3 separate regions of the Homo sapiens genome follow, and regions 1 and 3 are each linked to region 2. A link is a contact called in ENCODE Hi-C or POLR2A ChIA-PET data. All regions are on one chromosome and are shown on one strand. Each heading gives the region's core, a stretch centred on a gene start or an enhancer-like site at or near the end of the contact. The rest is flanking DNA. Distances are from core to core; before and after follow the strand shown.

Region 1 (2,700 bases), core at 134-2,633, 210 kb after region 2:
GTGTTATGCTAGACTGAGGCATAGGAGAGTGGGGATGAGTTTTCTTGGTTCTTGCTCCCCTGCCATGGTGATTCTGGAAGCTTTGTGTTCCATGATGCATAGCTAGAAAATGATACTGACCTGGATCCCTGAGTCACTGCTTGGAGGAGAGTTTCTCTGTTGTGTTGCTGGATCCACTATAGACTTTTTAAGAGCAAGAATTGAATGGTATCTATTCAGCTTGTTATTTACCACTGAGTCGAGCCTGTCGTGGTAATCTCGAGGAAGGTAATCCTTTGGCCTCAGGAAAAGTCTGGCTTTAGCTGTGGCAAATGCTTGATACTTGAGCTGTGTTACGAGGCTCCTGTTTCTCTCTCTTTAGTGCTTTCCTCTTCCCTTTCTGGGTTGACATCATTTTTGGTAGCTGTTATTAGTCCATTGTCACGGTGCTGATAAAGACATGCCCAAGACCGGGAAGAAAAAGAGGCTTAATGGACTCACAGTTCCACATGGCTGGGGAGACCTCACAATCATGGCAGAAGGCAAGGAGGAGCAAGTCATGTCTAACATGGATGGTGGCAGCAAAGAGAAAGAGCTTGTGCAGCCCCTTATACAACTGTCAGATCTCGTGAGACTTGCTCACTGTCACGAGAACAGCACGGGAAAGACCCGCCCCCATCATTCAGTTACCTCCCACTGGGTCTCTCCCACGACACGTGGGAATTGTGGGAGCTACAATTCAAGGTGAGATTTGGGTGGGGACAAAGGCAAACCATATCAGTAGGTTTTCCTCCTCAGGGTCACAGATGGCTGTGATCACCCCTGGGCACATAGTTTTTCTTCCAGGTTCACATTCATAGGAAACAGCAAGAGTCTCTCCATTCTTGTCAAAAACCTTATGTTTACTCTGTAGAGTTAACTTAGGTTCCATTCTCTCTTTTCAGCTGATCACAGGATCTGGCTTGTGCTAAGACAGGGAAGAGCTCCATTGAGACATGGAGAAGGGAGATTGGGGAGAGGGATGGATCCCCAGATGAAAACTGGGACTGTTGCTAGGGGAAGCGGATGCCATGGTGGCAGAAAACCAAGGTTCACTTCAGTGCTCAGTGCATGAATGAATGGATGAGTGAGTGAAGAGTGAGTGAGAGCCAGATCAGTGGATATATTGAAGAATCAGCCCTCTCCCTTGCCTTCGGGTGCTCACAGCCTACTAGTAGAGTTAGCGTCATAAAACAGTAATTTTTAGCAGCAAGCAATCAGTGAATCAAAAGAAGAGGGAAATTGGCGCTGTCAGATCTGCTGGTGGAGGGGTTGTGGTTTGGGGTGTATTAGACAAGATAGTGCAGAAATGTTCATTTCGAAGCTGGGCTTTGCAGGTAGAATAGGACCTTGCCAGTGAGACAGGGTGGGGAAGGGCAGTCCAGATGGCAGGAACAGCAGGTGCGAAGGTTTGGCCACCTGGGCGTGTCAGGTGGCAACTGACTGATAGACCGTAGAGTGAGACAGAGGCAAGACGCCTCCATAGTTCCTTTTTTAGCACTGTTTGTCATTCCTACTAGAGAGAGTCTTTTAGGTTTCAGATGCTACAATTAATGTTTCTTTTTCTGAAAGTGGTAGGATTGGAAAGTTCTCCCTTTTCCTCGTTTTTTCTGTGTCTTGATTCTCCCTAACACAGGTGCATGTGGAGAGCTGCACCTTCCTCCCGTGGCCGCTCTTGGCCTTTGGATAGGAATTTCCTCTTAAGTCCCCAGCCAGTCATTTCAGACCCATTGAGGAAGATAGAGTTTTGTCAGGTCAGTGGTGCTGAGAGGCTTCTGTTTCTTAAAGGTGCTCTTCTAGTTGATTGTAAGGGGCACTGCCAGAAGACTTTCAGCTTGAATGGCTTGTAGCAGTTTGGCTTGGAAGACATCTTGTAAAAAGCGTTGACTCCAGGTGCCCCGCCATTTTAGAAACATCCCCCGATATGTAATAGTGAGACTTAGGACTTTGCTTCTAATAGTGTGATATTCTTGTTTGTTTAATTTGAAGGATCTAAAACCTTCTGTTGCCTCCCTGTTCTCTTCCTCTGTGAGGCTGATACAAGGCACAGTGGCTCTAGTGTTAGTTAAGCTTGTAAGGATCAGAGATTTTACTAACCTTGTTTAAGTTCTTACAGAAGAATTTTTGCTAACGTCCAGCTGAGGAACTTTCTTATGTAGAATAAATCAAAATTTTCACCAGAGTAGTTCACTCTTATTAATGAATGAATAATGAATAGACAAATTATTTAAATCTAAATTAATATAATTGACACCATTTAATAAGCATGTACTATGTGTCAAACATTGCAGGGGCATCATATACATCTTTTTATTACTATACATATATTTTCAAAGAGATGCGGTCTTGCTATGTTGGCCAGGCCAGTCTTGAACTCCTGGCCTCAAGTGATCCTCCCACCTTGGCCTCCGAAAGTGCTGGGGTTATAGGTGTGAGTCACCACGCCTGACCCCATCATATGCATCGTGTCATTTAATCTTCACGACAACCTTGCAAGGTAGGCGGTGGTGGATGCTGAGGCTCAGAAAGGTTGAGTAGAATATCCCGAGTTGCATAGTCAGCAAGTGGCAGAGCTGACGTCTGGACCCAGTTCTGATAACAGCAGTGACTGTGATCCTGCTTTCCTGCTGTTCAGACAGTGTGTTTGTTTCCGAAGATTAGCCAGCCTGCGGTAGAGGTTAA
Region 2 (2,700 bases), core at 18-2,517:
CGTCCCTGGTTGTAGACTGGAGGTGTGGTACGTGCTTGTGGATATCCAGAACCGTGGTTAATGCGTGGCGCTTGGGCGTGTGCGCGCTAAAGGGCGTGCCTCAGGATGGAGCAGCCTTGCCGTAGACTTCTGTGGTTCCAGGTTTTGGGGTTTGCCTCCCATAATGCAGTTAGCTACAGAGGACCTATTCTAGTTGGATTTCCTTTGTAACTCTGAAGGACTCATTTTTGTAAGTGAAGAAGAATATGTCTCTCCAAGATGATTAAACTTTGCTAATGATCAGGCTTCAACTGTTTCCAACTTTACTACCTAGAAAAAGTATTAGAGATATAGCAAGGAAGACTAGGTTTGAATGGCTTTGTATAACAAAGAATAAACCAACTGTTATGTAAACTGACGGGTGCTCCTGGTATCTCACTGGTGGCTTGAGCCAGCATTTGTCCCATGGCCTCCCCTGGAGGCAGAGGGGGCACTTGTTCCCAATTAAAAAAAAAAATTAGCTTTTGTTGCTAAGGAAGGAAGAAGGCGTTTGGGAGGCACCTAGCATTTTCTGATTCAAGGGTGAAGCAGGAAGTGAGCAGACACTATGTAAACCAACAGTTGGTTTATTTTTTGTACACAAAGCCATTCAGACCTACTCTTCTTGAAGTTCCGGTGGTTAAGGAGATGTGATGGAAATTTCTCTCTATCCAGAGGTAGATGGGCTGGGGCTGGTATGTGGCTCCACGGCCATCAGAGACCGGGACTCCTCCTGTCTTGCCTTGTAGACCAAAATAGCCATTTTAGCTCCAGCCATTTCATTCTCATTCCAGGCGGCAGGAAGGAGGAGAGAGCAGAGAGACTTCGTCTATTTCTACATATAGGATTCAGGGGCCTGAGCTTGGATAGGGAAAAAAATTACAATGTTTTTCATTTAGCTCTGGGTGAAATATAGTATTTTCTTCAATCATGATCATTCTATTTTGATGTAATTGGTTTCCTTTGTGATATGGTATGTTTTATATATTTTAATACATTTTCCTGAATAGGAGCCCATGGTTATTCCTAGATTACAAAATGGGCTCTTGGTACAAAAACGTTGAAGCTCCCCCGACCTTCACTAGAAGGTGCTTACAGTATACCACTCGTGTCTTGGGCCAGCATTCATGTCATGGTCCCCCTTGGCTGCAGAGGGGGCAATTGTTCTTGATAAAAAGGAAATTAGTTTTTGTTGCTAAGGAAGGAAGAAAGAGTTTGGGAGGCACCCAGCATTCTTTGATTCAAGGGTGAAGCAGGAAGTGAGCAGACACCGTAAGGCTGCTGCGTGGGAACGGCTGGCCGCACTTTTTGTATGTGAGCATGTGTGGTTTACTGTGGCGCTGCTCAGCCCTGAACTCCGCTGAGCAGGTGTTAATAGATCACTCAGTCCATGGGACACAGGGTGGGTGAGTATGTAGCTGGCTGCTTTTCACCTGTCAATCTTTTGTTTACCACAGTACTGTTACTTACCCTATAGTTTACTTTATTATTCATTTTTATTTATTTATTTTTTTGTAGAGTTGAGGTCTCACCATGCTGTCCAGGCTGGTCTTGAACTCCTAGGATCAAGCGATCCACCCGCCTCAGCCTTCCAAAGCGCTGGGATGACAGGCATGAGCCACCGTGCCCGGCCTACTACAGTTTACTTTTTTTTTTTTTTTTGAGACAGAGTCTTGCTCTTGTCTCCCAGGCTGGAGTGCAATGGCACGATCTCAGCTTACTGCAACCTCCACCTCCTGGGTTCAAGCGATTCTCCTGCGTCAGCCTCCCAAGTAGCTGGGATTACAGGCCCACGCCCGGCTAATTTTTGTATTTTTAGTAGAGATGGGGTTTCGCCATGTTGGCCGGGCTGGTCTTGAACTCCTGACCTCATGATCTGCCGGTCTCAGCCTCCCAAAGTGCTGGGATTACAGGTGTGAGCCACCGTGCCCAGACTGTAGTTTACTTTTAATGATGCACTTAAACAAATTGAATTCCTTTATTTTTTGAAAAAGGAAGCTTTATCTCACTACTGTAAATGGAGAGTCACTATGAGTTAACGAAACCAGCAGGTCGCTGTAAAATGAAGACAGTGGAAGGAAACTATTACTAAGTGTGCCTGGCGTGGTTGCCTGCCCTGGGTTCCGATTGATACCCACTCTTGTTGTTCAAAAGAGAGATGAGTGCTGCTTCTTTTTGGCCCCGGCCTGTGGCAAGTATCTCAGTCTTCATACTGCTGGGAAGCTCTGTAACCACCAGCAAGACCAGAAGTGGGGTGATCAGCAGTGCAGGAAAGCCCATTTGGGTGCAGTCCCCGCACCTAGCCCTTTTGGAAGTGCTTCTCCAAAAGGGAATTGTGCCGGAAAAGTAGGGATTGAAACCAAACAGCCACATCCTGCCATCAGGATGCTCTTTATGGCCCCACTGACCAAGAAATCACAGCTTCTGTACTCAGTGATGACTGCTTGACTTCAGTTGAGGACAACAATGAAGTTCTGTAGCCAGGCGTGGTGGCAGATGTCTGTAATCCCAGCTACTCGGGAGGCTGAGGCAAGAGAATTGCTTAAACCCCGGGAGGTGGAGGTTGCAGTGAGCCGAGATGGCGACACTGCACTCCAGCCTGGGTGCCAGAGCGAGACTCTTTGTCTCAAAAAAAAAAAAAAAAAAAAAGAAAAGAAAAGAAAAGAAAAAAAAAGCTAAAAT
Region 3 (2,700 bases), core at 126-2,625, 240 kb after region 2:
CTGATGGGACTTCCTTGGTGGGGTGGGGAAGACAGAGAGCCGGGGATATCACAGCTGTGCCAGGGAGGTGGCCCAGCGTGGATGAGCTTTGGGATTTGTGTTAGTTAGGGCCCCGATTCTGGCTGACTCAAACATCAAAGCACCTGTCGTGGTTCACGTGATGGTGAAGTCCAGGTAAGGGGGGATTCCAGAGGAGGTTCAGGCTGTCGTCGGGGTCCCGGTCCTGTGTCTGCGTGACACAGTCCTACCTGGTTCCCTTCACTGGAGGAAAAATGGCTCCAACAGTGCCAGGCTTCTCCCTACCTGCAGGTTGAGAACAAATGCTTGTCCCTGCGTCCTAAGCAGGGGACCTAGGGTAGAACCCATAAGGCCAGTCACGCTAGTGATGGGAGTGGGGAGAACTCCCTGAGTGGCCTAACCTACATCCTGTGTTCCACGCTGGAGCTGGGCGAGGAGTCAGCTTGCCCAGAACTGCATAGGGTCTCTGGTGGAAATCAGGGGCTATCGCAAGAGAGGGCAGGGAGGGGACCCTGGACTCCAGCACCTAGTGTTCATGACAGTTCTCTTGGGATTCTGTCCCATGTAAAGTACAGAGTCTAGTCCTGGATTTGAGAAACTTCTCTGATCACATATCCAATTGTTAAAAAGAATTGTGGGTTACTGCAATATACATTTGTTTGTTTGTAGTGTACATAGATTCTTTATAATATACAAAACAAAAATCAGGAACTTATTAAAGATGATGAATAGAAACTAAGGTGGAGTTCTAATACTCCTTTGGGTAACTTGGGGATCATCTCAAGCATCCTGTGCTGGAGACCTCTATTAGGATGCAGTCACTGGGGACTACCATTAGGACGCGGTCGCTGGGGACCACCGTCAGGACTTGGTCACTGGAGACCACCGTCAGGATGCAGTCACTGGAGTTACTGGGGGACCACCGTCAGGATGCAGTCAGTAGGGGGCCACTGTCAGGATATGGTCACTGGAATCACTGATGACCACTGTCAGGATGCGGTCACTAGGGGACCACTGTCAGGATGCGGTCACTGGAGTCACTGGGGACCACTGTCAGGATGCGGTCACTGGAGTCACCGGGGACCACTGTCAGGATGCGGTCACTGGAGTCACCGGGGACCACTGTCAGGATGCGGTCACTGGAGTCACCGGGGACCACTGTCAGGATGCGGTCACTGGAGTCACTGGGGACCACTGTCAGGATGCGGTCACTGGAGTCACCGGGGACCACTGTCAGGATGCGGTCACTGGAGTCACCGGGGACCACTGTCAGGATGTGGTCACTGGAGTCACTGGGGACCACTGTCAGGATGTGGTCACTGGAGTCACTGGAGTCACCGGGGACCACTGTCAGGATGTGGTCACTGGAGTCACCGGGGACCACTGTCAGGATGTGGTCACTGGAGTCACTAGAGTCATTTCTGTGCTGTGGCATTTTAATGTCGTTACTTTGAGTCATTCCTTTTCTCCAGTCGTGAGTTGTGCTGTCTGCCCACCACTACTGATTTAATATTTTCTTTAAATTTTCTCTCACTTTTTACCTAAAGTAAACTCATTTGTAAAGAAAACGAGCATCATTTGCCATCAATAGAAAAATAACTTCAAAAGTACCATGATGAATACAAAACAGTAGGTTAGTGTCTAGTCAGCCACTGTAGTCTGCCTAGAGGTTTTAAAAAAAAAAAAAAATGGTGAACAAAGGTTAGCAGGCAAAGGCAGATGAGCCTCGACTTGAAAGACTGAGAAGGCATGAGAAAGGGAAAAGCTTTGTCTGGCATCCAGCATTGTTCACTGTCGTATCCAGGCACCACAGAAAACCATCTTGGTTTCCGAGTTCCATGCTTGGGGAGACACTGGTGGGGTGATTAAGGGTGTGGGCACTGAAGCCAGGTGGCCTGGAGTTTGAGTGCCATTTTTATCCCTTCCCTGTGCCTCGTCTTCTTCATCTGTGATGTGGACCTCCCTCCCAGAGATGTTGGGACTAGATGGAGCAGTATTTTCAAATGTCTTCATGTATGACATGCAGTTGTTAAGTACTAACTTTTATTATTACTGGTTTAAGTTGTTGTTTAAACTGTTCCAGACTTTTTAAGGAATATTTTCAATTTGAAAATATAGAGATTGATTGTAAGTGTTCTGTGATCAAACTGATCCTAGAGAAGAATATGACGTACTCCCTCAATTTATCCATGGGGCCTGAGATCCAGCCAGTCTGCAGAGACCCAGATTGGACCATCGCAGTGTGCTGGGGTTTGTTTCCTCATGTGATTATAAACTTTCACATGAGACTGGGACCTGTTCTAGGCATTTTTGGGGGTCATTCCATGGGCTTTTGGGGGGGTCCCATGAGTTTACATTGAGGACAGCATCCTTGGAGCCTCAGAAAACTGAGCAGCCCATCACCACTGGTCTCTCGGTGCTGCAGAGGCAACTTGGATGCCAGCAAGTTCCAGGCCAGTGGTATAATGAGGCATGAAGTCCCAGGAGGACTGGGAGGAAGACAGGAGTGTCCAAACAGGATGACCTTTCTCCTCTCCAGCTGATTCTCGCCCTGTGGAAATGCTCTTGGCATTTCAGTGCTGGCATCTGTTTTTTGTTTGTTTGTTTGTTTGTGGAGATGGAGTCAGGCCATGTTGCCCAGGCTGTTCTCAAATTCCTGGGCTCAGGCGATCCTCTGCCTCA

The links. Hi-C counts contacts between places; a loop is a spot of excess contacts on that map. ChIA-PET counts read pairs that join two places held with the same protein, here RNA polymerase II (POLR2A). Pooled maps may share reads with other maps.
Region 1: a pooled map shows a loop between it and region 2 (2.6-fold over the local background). The contact joins two enhancer-like sites. A Hi-C loop is called at or near these places in 3 of 168 maps with a recorded cell type or tissue (HepG2, heart left ventricle and sigmoid colon) and 3 of 50 pooled maps. POLR2A ChIA-PET finds 5 or more read pairs at or near these places in 2 of 52 experiments (HepG2 and activated naive CD4-positive, alpha-beta T cell).
Region 3: a pooled map shows a loop between it and region 2 (7-fold over the local background). The contact joins two enhancer-like sites. A Hi-C loop is called at or near these places in 8 of 168 maps with a recorded cell type or tissue (Ramos, esophagus muscularis mucosa, heart left ventricle and 3 more) and 10 of 50 pooled maps. POLR2A ChIA-PET finds 5 or more read pairs at or near these places in 2 of 52 experiments (WTC11 and activated B cell).

Annotation. Positions count from the first base shown.
Region 1 is chr16:12,290,773-12,293,472 of GRCh38, forward strand. The region is part of intron 15 of SNX29 (sorting nexin 29); the gene reads left to right. Among named protein-coding and RNA genes, the nearest start is that of SNX29-AS2, 80 kb to the right of the region's middle. Within about 2 kb of position 1,384, at least 2 of the 41 ENCODE cell types and tissues checked have a DNase peak (open chromatin) inside an H3K27ac peak, as active enhancers do.
Region 2 is chr16:12,079,029-12,081,728 of GRCh38, forward strand. The region is part of intron 11 of SNX29 (sorting nexin 29); the gene reads left to right. It also overlaps the pseudogene RPS23P6. Among named protein-coding and RNA genes, the nearest start is that of SNX29, 100 kb to the left of the region's middle. Within about 2 kb of position 1,268, at least 8 of the 41 ENCODE cell types and tissues checked have a DNase peak (open chromatin) inside an H3K27ac peak, as active enhancers do.
Region 3 is chr16:12,321,826-12,324,525 of GRCh38, forward strand. All of the region lies in intron 15 of SNX29 (sorting nexin 29), which reads left to right. Among named protein-coding and RNA genes, the nearest start is that of SNX29-AS2, 49 kb to the right of the region's middle. Within about 2 kb of position 1,376, at least 4 of the 41 ENCODE cell types and tissues checked have a DNase peak (open chromatin) inside an H3K27ac peak, as active enhancers do.